Linked DNA regions of Homo sapiens: region 2 is linked to region 1. A link is an interaction called in ENCODE POLR2A ChIA-PET data of the cell type or tissue named here. Cell type or tissue: PC-9. All regions are shown on one strand. Each heading gives the region's core, and the rest is flanking DNA. Links, peaks and the distances in the headings are about the cores only.

Region 1 (8,329 bases), core at 90-8,089:
GTACTGAACTTGCTTTTTTTCCGGTTTCTACATGCAGAGATGAATTTATACTGCCATCTTACGACTATTTCTTCTTTTTAATACACTTAACTCAGGCCATTTTTTAAGTTGGTTACTTCAAAGTAAATAAACTTTAAAATTCAAGTGATGCCTTTTATTCCTTTATTTGGGGGTCAGTAGGGTCTGCATAGGTTGTTTTTCCCATAGCGTCTAAAATGGAATGGCATTTTTGCTTCCAGTAAGGGCAGATTTTGCAGAGGTGTGACTATTGTAATGTGATCCATTTGTGTTAGACAAATGGTATCCTCCAGTAAAGCTTCTTGATTCTGGCCAGGAGTGGTGGCTCAAGCCTGTAATCCCAGCACTTTGGGAGGCTGAGGTGGGCGGATCACTTGAGGTCAGGAGTTCCAGACCAACCTGGCCAATGTGGTGAAACCCTGTCTCTACTAAAAACACAAAAATTAGCTGGGCGTGGTGGTGCGTGCCTGTAGTCCCAGGGAGGCTGAGGCAGGAGAATCGTGTGAACCCAGGAAGCAGTGGTAGCAGTGAGCCGAGATCACGCCATTGCACTCTAGCCTGGGCATCACAGCAAGACTCCGTCTCACACACACACACAAAAAAGTAAAGTTTGTTGATGCTGATTGGGTTTAGCCTGAGGGTACAGAAAAAGTTTAACACCTGGGAGGGTAGCCTTAAAGTGATGTTTGTGTAAGATTGGTCTCAAAAGAGGTGGGAGGGGGGCGGGGATGTTTCTGCAAAAGTGGTCAAAAAGAATGCAGTTAGATGGGAGGCCAGCGCTCCTACCTCCTGTAGGTACACCTGATATGCTCATGGACTTGATACTTAATCTAGATTCAACATGGAATGGAAGGAGTGTCCTAAATTTCAAAGTGAAAAAACGGGTACATTCACTGGCTTGCTGAGTTATACACATGTGCTTTAGTTGTCATCTTTTAAAATGGAAGGGTTTGGCTCGATGCCTCTCTCATGACTGAAAGCATACTGAAATAGAAATGTCACATTCTTAGCAGTTATCACCTACAATTTAAGTACGCCAGTGAGCACCCGGGCCAGGAAGACCTACAGACTTCACTCCCATGCACTTTCCCTTGGAGATGCTTCATGCCCCAGCCGCTAGCATCCTAGAAGTAATTCCCTCCTCCTTGGAAAACGCCCACTACAATCCTTAAAGCTCCCGGAGTGAGCCCTTTTAAAAATGAATTGTATCTGGCCGGGCGTGCTGGCTCATGCCTGTAATCCCAGCACTTTGGGAGGCTGAGGCAGGCGGATCACCTGAGGTCAGGAGTTCGAGACCAGCCTGGCCAACATGGTGAGGACCCCCCCCACCACCCACCTCCTGCACTAAAAGTACAAAAATCAGCCAGGCGCGATGGTGTGCGCCTGTAATCCCAGCTATTCGGGAGGCTGAGGCAGGCGAATCGTTTGAACTCAAAGGCAGAGGTTTCAGTGAGCCGAGATTGCGCCACTGCACTCCAGCCTAGGTGACAGAGCGAGACTCCATCTCAAAAAATAAAAATTGTGTCGGCCAGGCGCAGTGGCTCATGCCTGTAATCCCAGCACTTTGGGAGGCCGAGGTGGGTGGATCACCTGAGGTCAGGAGTTCAAGACCAGCCTGGCCAACAGGGTGAAACCCCATCTCTACTAAAAATACAAAAAATTAGCTGGGCGTGGTGGCGGGCACCTATAATCCCAGCAACTTGGGAGGCTGAGGCAGAAGAATCGGTTGAACCCAGGAGGTGGATGTTGCAGTGAGCCAAGATCGTGCCATTGCACTCCAGCCTGAACAATGAGTGAAATTCTGTCTCAGTGAATAAATAAATAAATAGTATCTAAGGGCGATGAAAATGTTTTGGAACCAGAGTTGACGGTTGCATAACATTGTAAAGGTCAAGGCTGCAGTGAGCCATGACTGTACCACTGCACTCCAGCCTGAGCAACAGAGTGAGACCCTGTCTCTAAAAAAAAAAAAAAGAAAAAAAAATCAATTGTATCAATATTACATTAAAGCACTTTATGAGCTTATGTGTACCTCAAAGCCCATCAAACCATTCACTAAATACTTGTTAATGAAGAAAATCCAGTGTTATGGGAAATGATACATAAAGGTAGACCTTGCTTTGGAAGTTTGAAAATAGAAAATAAATATGAAATGCTTAGGTTTCCAGGCCAGTCTACAGAGGAACATTTATCTCTTATGGTAGTTAAACTGTAGTACTGTGGACTCTGGCCACAATGTAAATCAATCTTCATGGGAATATGCCTTTGCTATAGGACCTCCTCTCCCCTTCAGAGCTGCAGTAGCATTTGTGACTCTGATCTGCAGACCCTGTAGTGACTCTAAACCAGGAGCAACTACCACTACTGTGGCATGGAGTGGGGAAAAAGGTAATTGGAAAAGGGTGGAGATGGGGAAGGACCTACCAAATGCCTTTGTTGACACAGTAGAGAAGTCATCAGACATAACATTGAATGGAGGCAATAAGAGAGTTCCTATGGCCCTATCAAGCTTATTAGTAGGTGTTTTAACAAGAAATATGTAAAAATTATTACTTGTCGGCCGGGCGTGGTGGCTCATGCCTGTAATCCCAGCACTCTGGGAGGCCGAGGCGGGTGGCTCACTAGGTCAGGAGTTCAAGACAAGCCTGGCCAAGATGGTGAAACCCCACCTCTACTAAAAATACAAAAATTAGCTAGGCGTGGTGGTGGGCGCCTGTAATCCCAGCTACTCAGGAGGCTGAGGCAGGAGACTCACTTGAACCCGGGAGGTGGAGGTTGCAGTGAGCCGAGATCGTGCCACTGCACTGCAGCCTGGGCGACAGAGCAAGACTCCGTCTCCAAAAAAAAAAAAAAAAAAAAAATTGTTTGCCTGCATACCCTAGCACAGAGTACTGTACCTTGAAATATTCACTTTGTAACCTCAAGAAAAGACGTTGAGGGAGCTGTGGAATTAGCAAAGAGAATGCAGTGCCACCCATAAACGGAGTGATGTTTTGAGGAGCAGAGGAACTTTGAGGGAGGAAAGTGCAACAGGAAAAATAACTGCAGGTGTGGAAAAACAAATATAAATATCTTCTCAATTCCAATCACCTCCTACCTTCCTATACCAGGCCTCAGAAGGCAGCAGGCTATGATAATAAATTTGATTTTATATGGCTTTGAACCCAGGATTTTATTTTATAACATATACACTTACTGTTATTCCTGGTCTTCAAGAGTTCTTGTCATCCTCAAAAAGACAAAAAAGGTACCAAAACAAAAAATTAACTACAGTATTTTATAGATGTGAGAGAAGTGGGCAGAAATAATACGGCTTTAGGCTAAAAAAGGAAATGAGGTTATTTCTTGGGGGAGCCAATATTGGCGATTTCTGAGGGAGCGATCCTTACGTGAATATAAAAAATTGTGACAGCCACCATTCCTCCTGCTAACTGATCTAAATCCATCCCCTTGGGAAACGCCCCTGAGGTATCTATCAGGTGTAGTTCAGCCAGAGGGAGTAAACCCACCGGGCCCTCGTCCTTTCCTAGCACCACCATTTAAAGGGATGTTTGAGGGGTAGGGCAGCGGAGCATTCCAGACACGGAGTTAAACCCGCCCCACCCCGCTGGCCCACGTCCAGCCCGATCAAGAATTGGAGGAGAGAGGAGCAGGGCGTGGTGGCGCGGGCCTGGAGTCCCAGCTACCCGGGAGGCTGGGGCGGGAGGATCGCTTGAGGCTGCAGTGAGCCGTGATTGCGCCACTGCACTCCAGTCTGGGCGACAAAGCGAGACCCTGCCTCAAAAAAAAGTGAAAAAAAAAAAAATTAGAAGGGAGGGCACCAGAGGAGGGCTGGAGCAGGTTCACAGGCTGGGACTACGGAGGAGCCCAGCAACCGAGAATCACTCCTGAGGGTCTAATTTTCTTACTCTCCTGATGCCTCACGGGGCGAGGGACTAGAACGGGGCGCTGAGCTGGCTGTAGGCAAAAGCCAACCGACTCCATCCCCTACTCTCCCATCAGTCGCGCGTCCCCGCGCAGACGGGTGCGCGCTGGCCGTGGGCGGTGGGGACCTTCTCTTCTCGCCTCTGGCCACCCAATGCATCTGATTTAGTTGTATGAAAGTTACAAAATTCTCCAATATTTTCGTCTTGTAAATCACCTAGTATGAGAGAAACTCGAAAGGTCCTTTCTTTCCTCCTTTAATCCCTTTTTGGAAAAAAAAAAACATCAGAAAACGCAGGAGTCGGATAGGCAGCCCCGAAGCCAGCCCCGCCCTCAGGCCCCAGCGGCCCCGCCTTTTCTCCCCCCGCCCCCCCCCCGCACTCCCCACCTTTCCTCCCCTTTGGCTGAGGCTTTTTCCCCCGTCGCTGGCTCTGCCCGAAGTTTCTAGAGTTTTCTGACCTTCAAGGCGAGAACTGCTGTGTCATTCTTAGGGACACTCCCCAACAAACTGCGCCACCCGAGTCTCTCCCTCCTCTCGCCAGCCGGCCCTAAAACATCAAGGTTAGTCAGGACTCTATATTTAACGTCCGGAAGATTCTGTGAACTATATGCCAACCTTGCCCTAGTAACGGGGCTCCCCCCTCCTTTCCCCTCTTTCTGCTTGAGCAATCTGTTCTATCGGAAAGGAGAGGCAGGGCTGGGAGAGCTGGAAGGTGGGGAAGGCAAGAGCTTGTAGGGGCCATGGTCTTGAGTCCGAAGAGCAGAGCAGCAGCCAGGACGGGAGTCCCTGGCTGATCACATACCCGTGGTGCCCTTAATGCTCGCAGAGGCCAACACTGTATTCATTTGTTTTCCTCTTTAGAGAATAAAACAATTAGGTCTAACCACAAAATTAAAAGCAAACAAAACCCAGTTAGGTTGATGAGCCAATGTGGGAAGGAGTACAAAATGAGTGTCAGAACCCGTGGGTCCAATCACCGGTTCTGTAACCTGTCATCTGGGTAACCAGATCAAGCCACTGAACTTCTTTGATCCTTGGTGCTGTCTTTGAAAATGAAAAGGTTTGACTGAATGGCCTGTGCCCGCAGATCTTAGGACAGTTTTTACATTAAGCTGAAAGCAGCTGTAGTCCTAATAATGGTCCCCAACTTTTAAACACCTAAATAAGAATGACTACGAGTCATATCCGAGAGTATGGGATCCCCAATAAAAGGAGGGAGAAGATCATATTCTCTTTGATCATGTAGGGAAAAAAAATTTTTTTATTCGAGACAGGATCTCTGTCTCCCAGGCTGGAATGCAGTGGCGTGATCATAGCTCACTGCAGCCTTGACCTCTTGTGCTCAAGCGATCCTCCTGCCTCAGCCTCCCAAGTAGCTGGGACTACAGGCACCTGCCACCACGCCCAGCTAACTTGTAAAGTTTTTAGTAGAGATGGTGTCCCACTATGTTGCCCAGGCTGATCTTGGACTTCTGAGTTCAAGTGCCTGCCTTGGCTTCCTAAAGCACTGGGATTACCGACCTGAGTCACCACACGCAGTTCAGTTATTGTTAATTATGTTTTAGAGATGAACACGTCGAAACTTGTGTTATTTAGTCAATGTACAAGTACTTCCTTGTTGAAAAGAAAAACAGCCTCACCAAAGAAGTAGAGCGCAGATGCAAATCCAGGATTTTCCCTTCCCAGATTTTTTCTTTCCATGCTGCTAGAAATGGCCAGGGTTCTCTTTGTCATTGAAGCATTTGTCATTCATTCAGTTAAGAATGCCTGCCTCTAGATTTCATATCAATTAACTCTTTTGCTTTCATTTAAGTTCATTTGGATAAACTTAAAATTATAACAGCTTTTTTTTTTAATTTATTATTTTTTTGAGACAGAGTCTTGCTCTGTCACCCAGACTGGAGTGTAGTGGTGCGATCTCAGCTCACTGCAACCTCCACCTCCCAGGTTCAAGTGATTCTCCTGCCTCAGCTCCTGAGTAGCTGGGATTACAGATGTGCACCACCACGTCCGGCTAATTTTTGTGTTTTTAGGAGAGAAGGGGTTTTGCCATGTTTGCCGGGCTGGTCTTGAACTCCTGATCTCAGGTGATCCACCCATCTCGGCCTCCCAAAGTGCTGGGATTACATGCATGAGCCATCGCGCCCGGCCTATACCATCTTTTAAAATGAACAAAATTAAGAAAACTACTGTTTGAGGAACTATAAAAAGGAGAGGGAGAAGGAAGGAAAAGACCCTGCAGCGTCAGCCTGAAGAAGGCTGTCTTACCCCACACTGCTGTAGCAATTATGTTCTTGGCACTCCCTCTTCAGTTCTCTTGTCCCTTTGAAAGCATCTAACCTGGCTTTCACTTTGGGGACTCTGAGCTCTGATCCTTCCAAACACAGAATCCAATAAAAACCTAATTCTGAAATTAATCACATTAAAGTTCTGAAAAATCTCCTGGGGTTCTTATATATTCACCTTAGACAGCAATTAAACTTGTGACTGGATTTCTGCCTTGGGAAGCATCCAGTCTGAAAGGAAAGAAAAGGCCGGCGTGGTGCTTCATGCCTGTAATTCCAGCACTTTGGGCGGCCCAGACGGGCGGATCACTTGAGGTCAGGAGTTCGAGACCAGACTGGCCAACATGACGAAACCCCCTCTCTACTAAAAATACAAAAATTAGCCAGGCGTGGTGGTGTGCACCTGTAATCCCAGCCACTCAGGAGGCTGAGGCAGGAGAATCGCTTGAACCTGGGAGGTGGAGGTTGCAGTGAGCCAAGACTGTGCCATTGCACTCCAGCCTGGGCGACAGAGCAAGACTCTGTCTCAAAAAAAAAAAAAAGAAAAAAAAAAGAAAATTCAGGTGACCCTCTCCTTGTCAGGAAATGGACAAGGAATATGTATGTGTGGGTTTCCAGTCTAGTCCACAGAGGCTTCACTTAAAAGCTAGGTCAACTATAGCACTGTAGACTCTGACTAGTGTGACTGATTGAAGAAAAACAGCATTTATATTGGATTTTTCTGCTATCCAGAGAGCACCCAAGATTTGGGGTCCCAACACCACATCTACTTGCTAGGCAGTTGAGACAGTGATGCCCTTTGCTTCATGCCAATAGAGAGGTTTTTTCTCCCCCTCTCCCACCCCCCACTCCCCACTTTTTATGTTTCTCAGCAGAATCAGAGAAGTATTTTATTTTTGAGAAGGAGTTTCGCTCTTGTTGCCCAGGCTGGAGTGCAGTGGCGCGATCTCGGCTCACCGCAACCTCCGCCTCCTGGGTTCAAATGATTCTCCTGCCTCAGACTCCCAAGTAGCTGGGATTACAGGCATGCGCCACCATGCCCAGGTAATTTTTTTTTTTTTTTTTTTTGGTATTTTTAGTAGAGACCGGCTTTCTCCATGTTGGTCAGGCTGGTCTCGAATTTCTGACCTCAGGTGATCTGCTGCTTCGGCCTCCCAAAGTGCTGGGATTACAGGTGTGAGCCACTGTGCTGGCCTTTTAAATTGTGGATTTGGAAGGAGGGAAGGAATGAATCCAGACCTGCCAGTAGTAGCAGTTGATGGTGAGGAAGTTTCCAGAGGGAGGGGTGAGGTTAAGGGTCTCTGGAAGTGTTGATACACTGTGCAGCTAAGATGAACATAGTTTGGGAGAATCTCCAGCCAGACATTTCATAGAGAAATGTTTGGGAAAATTCCTGAAGTTTGACCGGTTTGACTAGTTTAGAGAGGTGATTCATTAGGGAGCTAAAGCTGAATGTGAAAGTTATCACCTACCTGCACATACAGACACACACATATTGTTAAAGCAATTTATTTGCAACATGAGTTTAGATCAGTGAATTATAAACAAATGAATACCCTTAAATTCCAGGAAGAGGTGTTTTGATAGTGGACAGGTGTGTGTGTGCAGGTGTGCATATGAAAAGTGCCAATTGAGCAAAGTGTTTAAAAACAGGATTATTCCTTCATCAGTAACTTCTTCCTTTCATTTGTGCTCAAGGAATATCGCCATGGCAATGAGGCTATTTTTTTTTTCTTTTCTTTTTTTTTTTTGTGGTAGGTTGTAAACACAGTACTATTGCTTCAACCCCCTCACATTTTCCTTTCAGACGCCTAACAAAGGGTCTTGCATTCACACTAAGAATGAAGGAAAAAAACAAAGGGAAAGTAAATTACTAAATGCAACCGTATTTAAAACAGGAGGAAGGAGAATCCGCAGGAAGTTGGAATCTAGGATAAAAACTTAGACACATTCAGCCTGGCCAACATGGCGAAACCCTGTCTCTATTAAAAATACAAAAATTAGCCCGGCGTGGTGGCACATCCTGTAATTCCAGCTATTGGGGAGGCTGAGGCAGCAGAATTGTTTGAACCCCAGGGGCAGAGGTTGCAATGAGCAGAGA
Region 2 (8,329 bases), core at 99-8,098, 520 kb before region 1:
AAAATTACCCTCTATACAAGTAGTCTAAACAACCAGGTGTACAGGATGAATCATTTGGTACACATCAGCCAGCCTCTGTCCTTAACCATCCCAGTGCTCATGAAACAGGCTCTTGAAAGCAGTATCTATGGTGGAAGAGATGCACTGTGGGTGGGTCCCAAGGCTTGGGCTCCCTTCAGCATGGCTGACGTGGTTATTGTCACAACCTACCTTCCAACGATAAATAAACTCCAACAGATTACCTTTGCTTATGGAGGCCAATGAGCAATTTGATGGCAAATTGATTCTACTCTTACTTTTTCACAATGAAAAAGGCAGGGGTTCTGTCAGATTTAGCTTGCCTTGTATTAGCGGTATGAGTTTGTTCTTTCTTCCCATAGTGCCACACTCAGAAACGTTATCTAAGGGCTCACATATGTATGATCTTCTAATAGGGGAACCACATAACATTGCCCCAGACTAAGGGACCTACTTTATAGCGAACGCTGTCTGGTAGTGGGCACACGACCATGAGATCTCCTGGTTCTACCCCATACTGCATCACACACGCTGCCAGCTGATAGAGCAGTGGAATGGTCTCTTGAGGGTGCAGCTGGGTTTTATCTTGAAGATCACATCCTATCAGGATGGGTAATGTCCTTCAGGATGAAGCATACACTTAGGCTATGGCAGCAGCTGTTACATAGTGCCAAGTCTCCAACAGGTAGAGTAAGTAAGTCTCTAACCACCAGTGCTGGAAGAAGGAATGACTATACTCACCAGCACTTCCGGTAACCCGCGTGGGGTGTTGGTGCTTCCCATCCCCTCAACGTACTCAGCTGGTCTAGGAGTTTGGGATCCCAGAGAAGGAAGTTCCTACCATGGAACAGAGTACAAGTTACATTACGTTTAGGGGTATGTTTGTTACCTGTTCAATTTGGGTTCCTCATGCTAGGAGGCTGTTGGGAAAAGGAGGGGTTACTGTATAAGCAGGGATAATTGATCGTGATTATTATGAGGAGCAGAACTTTAATTTCTGTCTTAATTTCTTGCTGAAACTGGTAACAGTGGTTGCATCCAGGCAAGGAATTTGGAAGAATTGTGGATGGGGTGGAGAACGAAATTTGCTTTGCACACTATACACATTTTTATTATTATAATCTTTTAAATATTGTTCTTGTATTAGCTATTCAAAATAAATTTTAAATTACAAATCAACCCCACATTTATCTAAAAAATTTTTTTATTTCAATAGTTTTTGGGGGACAGGTAGTTTTTGGTTATGTGTGTGAGTTCTTTAGTAGTGAATTCTGAGATTTTGGTGCACCATCACCCGAGCAGTGTACTCTGTACCCAGTGTTGCCTTTTATCCCTCACCCTATTCCCAACCTCCACCAACAAGCCCCTAGAGTCCATTATGTCATTTTGTATGTTTTTGTGTCCTCATAGCTTAGCTCTCATTTATAAGTGAGAACATTCAGTATTTGGTTTTTCCATTCCTGAGTTACTCCACTTAGGATAATGGCCTCCAGCTCCATCCAAGTTGCTACATAAGGCATTATTTCATTCCTTTTTATGGCTGAGTAGTAATCCATGGTGTACATACACCACACTTTCTTTAGCCACTGGTTGGTCAATGAGCACTTAGGCTGGTTCCACATCCCTGCAATTATGAATTGTGTTGCTATAAACATGCGTGTGCATGTGTCTTTTTCATATAATGACTTATTTTCCTTTGGGTAGATACCCAGTAGTGGGATTGCTGGATCAAATGATAGATCTAGTTTTAGTTCTTTAAGGAATCTCCATACTGTTTTCCATAGTAGTTGTACTAATTTACATTCTCACAACCAGCAGTGTAATCCATCCATGCCAACATCTATTGTTTTTTGACTTTTTAATTAATGCCATTTTTTTTTTTTTGAGACAGAATCTCACTCTGTCTCCCAGGCTGGAGTGCAGTGGTATGATCTTGGTTCCCTGCAACCTCCACCTCCCAGGTTCCAGCAATTCTCCTGCCTCAGCCTCCCGAGTAGCTGGGACTACAGGTGCATGCCACCACGCCCAGATAATTTTTTGTATTTCTGGTAGAGACAGGGTTTCACCGTGTTAGCCAGGATGGTTTCGATCTCCTGATCTCGTGATCTGCCTGCTTTGGCCTCCCAAAGTGCTGGGATTACAGACTTGAGCCACCGCGCCCAGCCAAATTAATGCCATTCTTGCATGTATAACGTGGTATCTCATGGTGAACCCCACATTTATTTAGCAAACATTTATTAGGCAGTTACTATGTGTCAGGGTCTCCTAGGCCTCAATGAGTGAAACATCAAAGATTCCACAAGGGGACTAAAAAAACAGCTAAATGCAGGCTACTATAATTAGTGCGGGAAAACTGCTTCCAAGAGGATGCAATGTCTAAACAGAGAACTGGATGAGGAACACAGTTAATCCAGGTGAATGGCAGGAGAAATCTTTTAGGGAATCAGTATCACAAACAAAGGCTCAGAAGAAAGAACACACAGGGAGTCTGGGGGAACTGTCAGCAGTTCAGGGTAGAGATTAGAGAAAGAGGAGCACAGGGGCAAAAAGCAAGCTTGGAGCAGTGAGCAGATTCAATGACTAAGGCTTGTGGGGTTGGGGAGAACCTTTGGCTTTTATCCGAGGACAATGTGCAGCACTGGCAGCACTGAAGTCAGGAAGAACCTTGATCAGATCTGCATTCCAGAATATCACTTTGGTGAAGTGTGAAGAATGAACTGAGAGATGCTAGACTGAATACATGGAGAAGAAGAGGTTCGGGGAAACCCTGGCAGGAACTGTAGGGAGAATGTTAGGATGGAGGAAAAGGTAGAAAGGACCCTGAGAGATCTGAGTAATCAAGACCCAGTGTTTCACACATGGAAAATGAGGTGGAAAAGGAGAAAGGTCCCCATGTGAACAGCACTCCATCTGGAAAAATGACATAAAACAAGGGAATTTGGCCCATGACATAAGAGGTCCTTGGGCTCACATGGTATTGAGTGATCAGGGAGGAGTTTAGTTGAGTTCACCTCTACAGACAGGTATTGAGTGCCAGGTATGCTGTCATCAGGGTCATAAGGAAATCAAAGGTATCTGCCTCATATCTTTGTGACTTACATGTCTGATCCTGCTTAAGAACTATGCCAATCCCCGACTTTCCAGGACCCCCAGTAATTTTGTCGTGTCCATGTGGGAAGTGAGCTGAGGCTTGGCAAGAGGATCTTAGCCCATATGGTCCAAAAAATAGTAGAAATATTTCTTTAGAAGACACAAATTCCCTAATTAAATGGACTAATTTATCCATACAAGAGAAATAAAATCACTAAAAAATAAACTGAGTGAAGGAAAAGAAATCAATAAAGTGTAATTACCAGAAGTTCGTGGGATTCTGCATGAAAACAAGCTTGAAGAAATAGTGAAAGCAGAAGATTTGCCTAACAGTATGACACTCGAATGAAAAAAAAACCAGATAGGTTTAGTGGTGCTGCTTCTTTACAGATGCAGGAGGTTTGAAAAGTAATAGAGAAAAACATTTGGAGAGAACGCCATCTTAGCTTTCACACAGAATGCAAGACCAGCCTTTCCAGTGGGCGTCTCTTGATTTTTGTTTCCAGGGATTCGATTTCATAAACACAGCTCAGCTCTGCAGATCATCTGGCCCAGTCCAGGACCCGGGTTTGTAATGATCTTGTTCAGTCATGGTCCAGCCTGTGTATAGAGACCCTAAGATGATGCCCGGTGATCCTGTCTCTTGGCATCTCATCCAGCTGAGAACCGATGGGGCCTAAACTTGCTTCTAACCAATAGAAAGTGACAAAAATGATGTCACTTCCGTGATGAGGTCATATTACAGCCGCACTTCTGTATTACTAGATGACTCTGTCTTCTACCTTCTTTGTTTGCAAGTTTTGATGAAGCAGAAAGGCCCATGTGGCAAGGAACTGAAGTCAGCCTCTGGCCACCAGCCAGTAAGGAACTGAGGCTGTCAGTCTAACAGGCATGGAGGAATGAATCCTGCCAACAATTGCTTGAGCTTGGAAGTGGATCCTTCCCCAGTTCAGCCTCCAGATAAGACCCAGCCATGGCACTCTGATGAAAATCATGTGAGAAAGCTGCATAGCTGTGTCTGGATTCCTGACCCATAGAAATGTGGGATAATACATGTGTGTTGTTGTAAGCTGCTAAGTTTGTGGCAATTTCTTACATAGCAATGGATAGCTGAAAACACCTCCCACAGCTTTCACTGAGTTAAGCGACCCTTGGGGCCAGTTAGAACTTATCTCATCCCCTTCCCTGTGGCAGCCCTTATCTTTCTCATAGGTTGACATCCCACTTTCTCTTTACCAGTGTGAATGTCAAGTTCTCTTACTATCTCCGTCACTCTCCTCTCACACCATCCAGGAGGCCCCACTAGGGAGTGGCAGGCAGAGAGGAGGAAGTGTGGGGTGTGGGTAGACTCCTCCTCATGGTTCAACCTTGAGTGCAGGTATTACCAGTTGGAAGAAGAGAGGTCAGGAACCAGTAGGGATTGGATGGAGATGAGTGAACACCCCACCACTCTCAGGCCCATGCAGGCTGTGAAATAAAACCGTGATGAATAGACTCTGCATGGCCCCTGCTGGTCTTTACCCTTCAGCATTCTAGATAGTGCACCTCATATGCCATGATGCAAACACCATTGACTCCCTCCAGGGCAGATATAAATCTCCCTTTCCCCCGCATCCAGCAAGCACACTCCATCAGCCTATGGGTCACTTCAACCCCATGACTCCCCAGTCGGGACTGTGGCAAATGCAATAGACTTCAGTCCAGTCTCTGTGCCTGGAGAAGAAAGGGAAGCTGGTCAGAGCCCACAGGAGGAGGTGACCCACAGGGAGCCAGTAGTAGGTGGGTGTGAGGGTGAGTATGACAGAGCAGTTACTTGGGCTCAGCAGTCAGACTGTCTCCTTAGAGTCATGAGTCAGCCCATTGACAGTTACTAAACTTCCTAGTGACCTCAGTTTCCTTGTCTGTAAAATGGGGCTGATAGCTGTCTCTAGGTCATAGGGCTCTTGTGAGGTTTAAATGATTTAATTCATGTAAATCCCTTAGGAACGTGACTGACACTTTTTTTAAGGTACAATTCTGTAAAAGAGTGGGACCCATCCATTTAGGTCCTGTTTCCTTATTCCAGGTGTGATGAAACCAGCTCTCCCCAACACTTATCCTGACCCCCGTTCTATGCCTGCAGGTGGAGCGCTGTTCTGTCCCCTACAACCTATGGTGTGGGGGGCAACCAGGAAAAGGCCAGGGTGGTGCCAAGTATGAGGAAGTCACAGAGTAACACACACACATACACACATACATACCCATACCTGCTTATATACATAAATATGTACAGATACATACATATACGCACTTATAAACACGCACATACACATAGATGCCCATACCTGTTTATACATCCACATGTGCACAGACAGACACACACACATTACACAGTCCCAATTCCTTGATTCAGTTTGGGGCCTGGGTAATTCCAGTTCAATCTCTTTTAAGAAATTTAAGAATCTGAAAGAGAAAGACCTGAGAATTTTTGTCCCACAAGAGACAGACCCACTTCCTAGGCACTGTGGGACTTTCTGAGCCCCATGTGGCCCTGCTCCTGGAAGCTCATGGAGGAGCGGGAAAATCTGACTTAACATCAAGGTTCTGAAGTCCAGAGGCAGCCCTAGGAACTGGCCTTCCCTGGGTACCAGGCCTCCGGGAGTCCAGCAGGTCCCCTTCCTCCTATCTCACCTATGACGTCTCAGCCTGCCTTCCACAGCCAAGGGCCCCTCCCAGGCTTTGCTGCACAGCAGGAATCTCCACGGGGCTCTAGAAGGAACAGGGACAGAGTTTAACTTAACCCCCTCGGGTGATGCACCCTCAGGTCCAGTTTTTTGGTTCTAACATTGGTGATACCACTTTTCAGTCTTAAAATGTCTTTTTCGGCCAGGCGCGGTGGCTCACGCCTGTAATCCCAGCACTCTGGGAGGCCGAGGCGGGCGGATCATGAGGTCAGGAGATCGAGACCATCCTGGCTAACACAGTGAAACCCCGTCTCTACTAAAAATACAAAAAATTAGCCGGGCGTAGTGGCGGGCGCCTGTAGTCCCAGCTACTCGGGAGGCTGAGGCAGGAGAATGGCGTGAACCTGGGAGGCGGAGCTTGCAGTGAGCTGAGATCGCGCCACTGCACTCCAGCCTGGGTGACAGAGAGAGACTCCGTCTCAAAAAAAAAAAAAAAAAAAAAAAAAAAAAAAAAAAGTCTGTTTCTTTTCTGATTTGCAAAAAGGTTTATAACTTTTGATACTCACATCTGCTACTTTCTATTAGAACCTAGCAGTCCTTCGTGGTACTTTCATCTACTGTGTCTCTGCCGATTCCGTTTCCTGGTGTTTTATCTTCTGGTTGGGTTAAAGATTATATGTAATTGTTGGGCACAGAGGGCCAGGAAAGAAAAAGATTCCCGGTGAAGCTAGACCCAAGTACATCACTGTTGACAAGGGTAACTACTGTCCTTTCCTATTTACCTCCCTGCACTCCTTCTTCTCTGTCCTCCCTCCCCACCCACCCATGGGAGAGCCTCAGGAGCCTGGGCCAGAATCCCCAACCCCGCAGTAGGGAGGAGGAGGAGGAGGCGGCGACGGAGGAGGAGAAGGAGGAGGAGGAGGAGACGGAGACTGTTCGGTCTCCTCTTTCCTCAAATATGGATGCCTCCAAGGAACATAATTCCAGCTCCAAGAGGTCCTGACGTGGGGCCTGGAGGACCCCAGTACCTGCCGGCAGCATCATCTCCTTGCCATGCTCCAGGTGTCTGAGCAGCCACCTAGTGCAGTGACCCATCGGGGCTTCCCTTGTGGCCTCCGCGGTCCAGAACCTCTCCCAGGTGTGATGGATCCTCCAAGCCGCTCTTTGAGCCGCTGTCCAGGTCTGCAGGTCCTCGTTCAGGGACATGAAATCTCCTTGTCGTAGGCGGACTTAAAGTGTCCTTCGAGGAAGCTCCTGTCCGGAGCCACCACCCAGCCAGACAGCAGCATCTGCAGGTGCGGTGCCCTGGACCTGCCCCAGGGTGAGCCGGAGGCGGGGCCAGGGAGGGGAGGGAGGTCGCCCCGCCCACCCCAGCTCCTTCCTCCCTCTGTCATTGGTCACAGAACAAGTCAGTCATGATCCAGATTGAAGGAGAAACCTGGAGCAAAATGGCCCCAGCGCTTCCCCACCTGAGAGGGATCAGCTGAGGCCCCGCCCCCCCATCCCTGGGAGAACCGGGCTGGTCACTCTGGGGTCGGGGCGGGGCACACCTGTGCCCGGAGTCTGAGGTCACTCACCGGCTGACCCTGGTGGTGGTGCGGGCCCAGGAACCTCAGGCCCCTCAGTAACACATTCCCTGCGGTCTTCGAGAACTTTCCTCAGGGCGCCCACAGCCCTGTGCCATCTTCTCCACCCGCGCTTCACGCTCTGATTCTCGCCGCGGCTGTGGAAGCTCAGGAATCGCGTGTCGCCCACGAAGGCGCCGCGGAGGAACTCAGGGCCCACGTGGTGAAGGCGGAGCCCGGCGGCCTTCAAGTACCCGGGGTGCGGGCCTGGGCTCCGGGAACCCGCACATTGCGGGCGGGAGAGGCGCAGGGTGCCTGGGACGCCGCCCCGCTCGCCTCTCTCCTGGACGCCGTCGCCCTGCCTCCCCGCGGGGACACAGCCTCCCTCCCACGTCCCGCCCGGCACCGGAGCCGCTCACTTGGGAGCTTCTTACTGTGTGGGGGGAGCTGGGGAGGGGACAGAGGGACGGGAACCAGGGGAGGGTGGCTTGGGGCGGCGGCTCTGGGAGAAGTGACCTGAGGAGTCTGCAGATCCCAGCCCGGGACGGAGGCGCCGCGAGAGGAGCTACTAAGCCCTCCAAGCCGCCCTTTCCCTCTTGCCTCCCCAGCCCAGTTCATCCTGATCTTCTCACCAGCCCAGTTCTCCCTAAGGTCAGGGCCCACAAAGGAACAGGAAGGGGGTTCCGGGACACAGGATCCGGCTTCTCTGGGTATCTTGGAGTCCAGGAAGGATCCTGGAGATCTCCCACTTTATGAAGCTCATCCTCCACTGACTCTGATGGCTTCTCTAGAACCCGAGACCAACTGATAAAGGCGTCCCATCTGGACGCCCTTATCAGTCCTGGGGGAAAAACAAGAGCCAAGGGTGAGAGGTGGCCATGAGGTCAGGGAAACCCCTGCAGAATTCTCAGGAGAGGGAAATCTTCAGAGCTGTGGCTTTGGCTTAGTTTGTCTTCCCACCAGCCACCTGTCCTGGAGCTGGAGATGCTTAAG

What was found. Peaks named below come from ENCODE experiments on the same cell type or tissue, not always from the same donor. Only the 100,000 strongest peaks of a DNase experiment are listed, where the experiment ranks them.
Region 2: POLR2A ChIA-PET joins it to region 1 with 12 read pairs; 2 of 35 experiments call an interaction of 5 or more read pairs at or near these places.

Annotation. Positions count from the first base shown.
Region 1 is chr6:31,817,799-31,826,127 of GRCh38, forward strand. It overlaps HSPA1A (heat shock protein family A (Hsp70) member 1A), which reads left to right. Exons shown (of 1, transcript NM_005345.6): 1 at 1-144. Among named protein-coding and RNA genes, the nearest start is that of HSPA1B, 5.8 kb to the right of the region's middle. RefSeq lists an enhancer at 3,973-5,172. In PC-9, for the core only: no CTCF peak of the experiment used is centred there; DNase peaks (open chromatin) are centred at 283, 3,643, 4,453, 7,643 and 2 weaker places; H3K4me3 peaks cover 6,617 bases; H3K27ac peaks cover 8,000 bases.
Region 2 is chr6:31,301,000-31,309,328 of GRCh38, forward strand. LINC02571 (long intergenic non-protein coding RNA 2571) reads right to left here and starts at 638. Exons shown (of 4, transcript NR_149115.1): 1 at 473-638. LOC112267902 (a long non-coding RNA gene) reads right to left here and starts at 7,595. Exons shown (of 5, transcript XR_926691.3): 1 at 6,800-7,595; 2 at 6,338-6,427; 3 at 5,779-5,856; 4 at 760-855. In PC-9, for the core only: no CTCF peak of the experiment used is centred there; no DNase peak of the experiment used is centred there; H3K27me3 peaks cover 2,727 bases.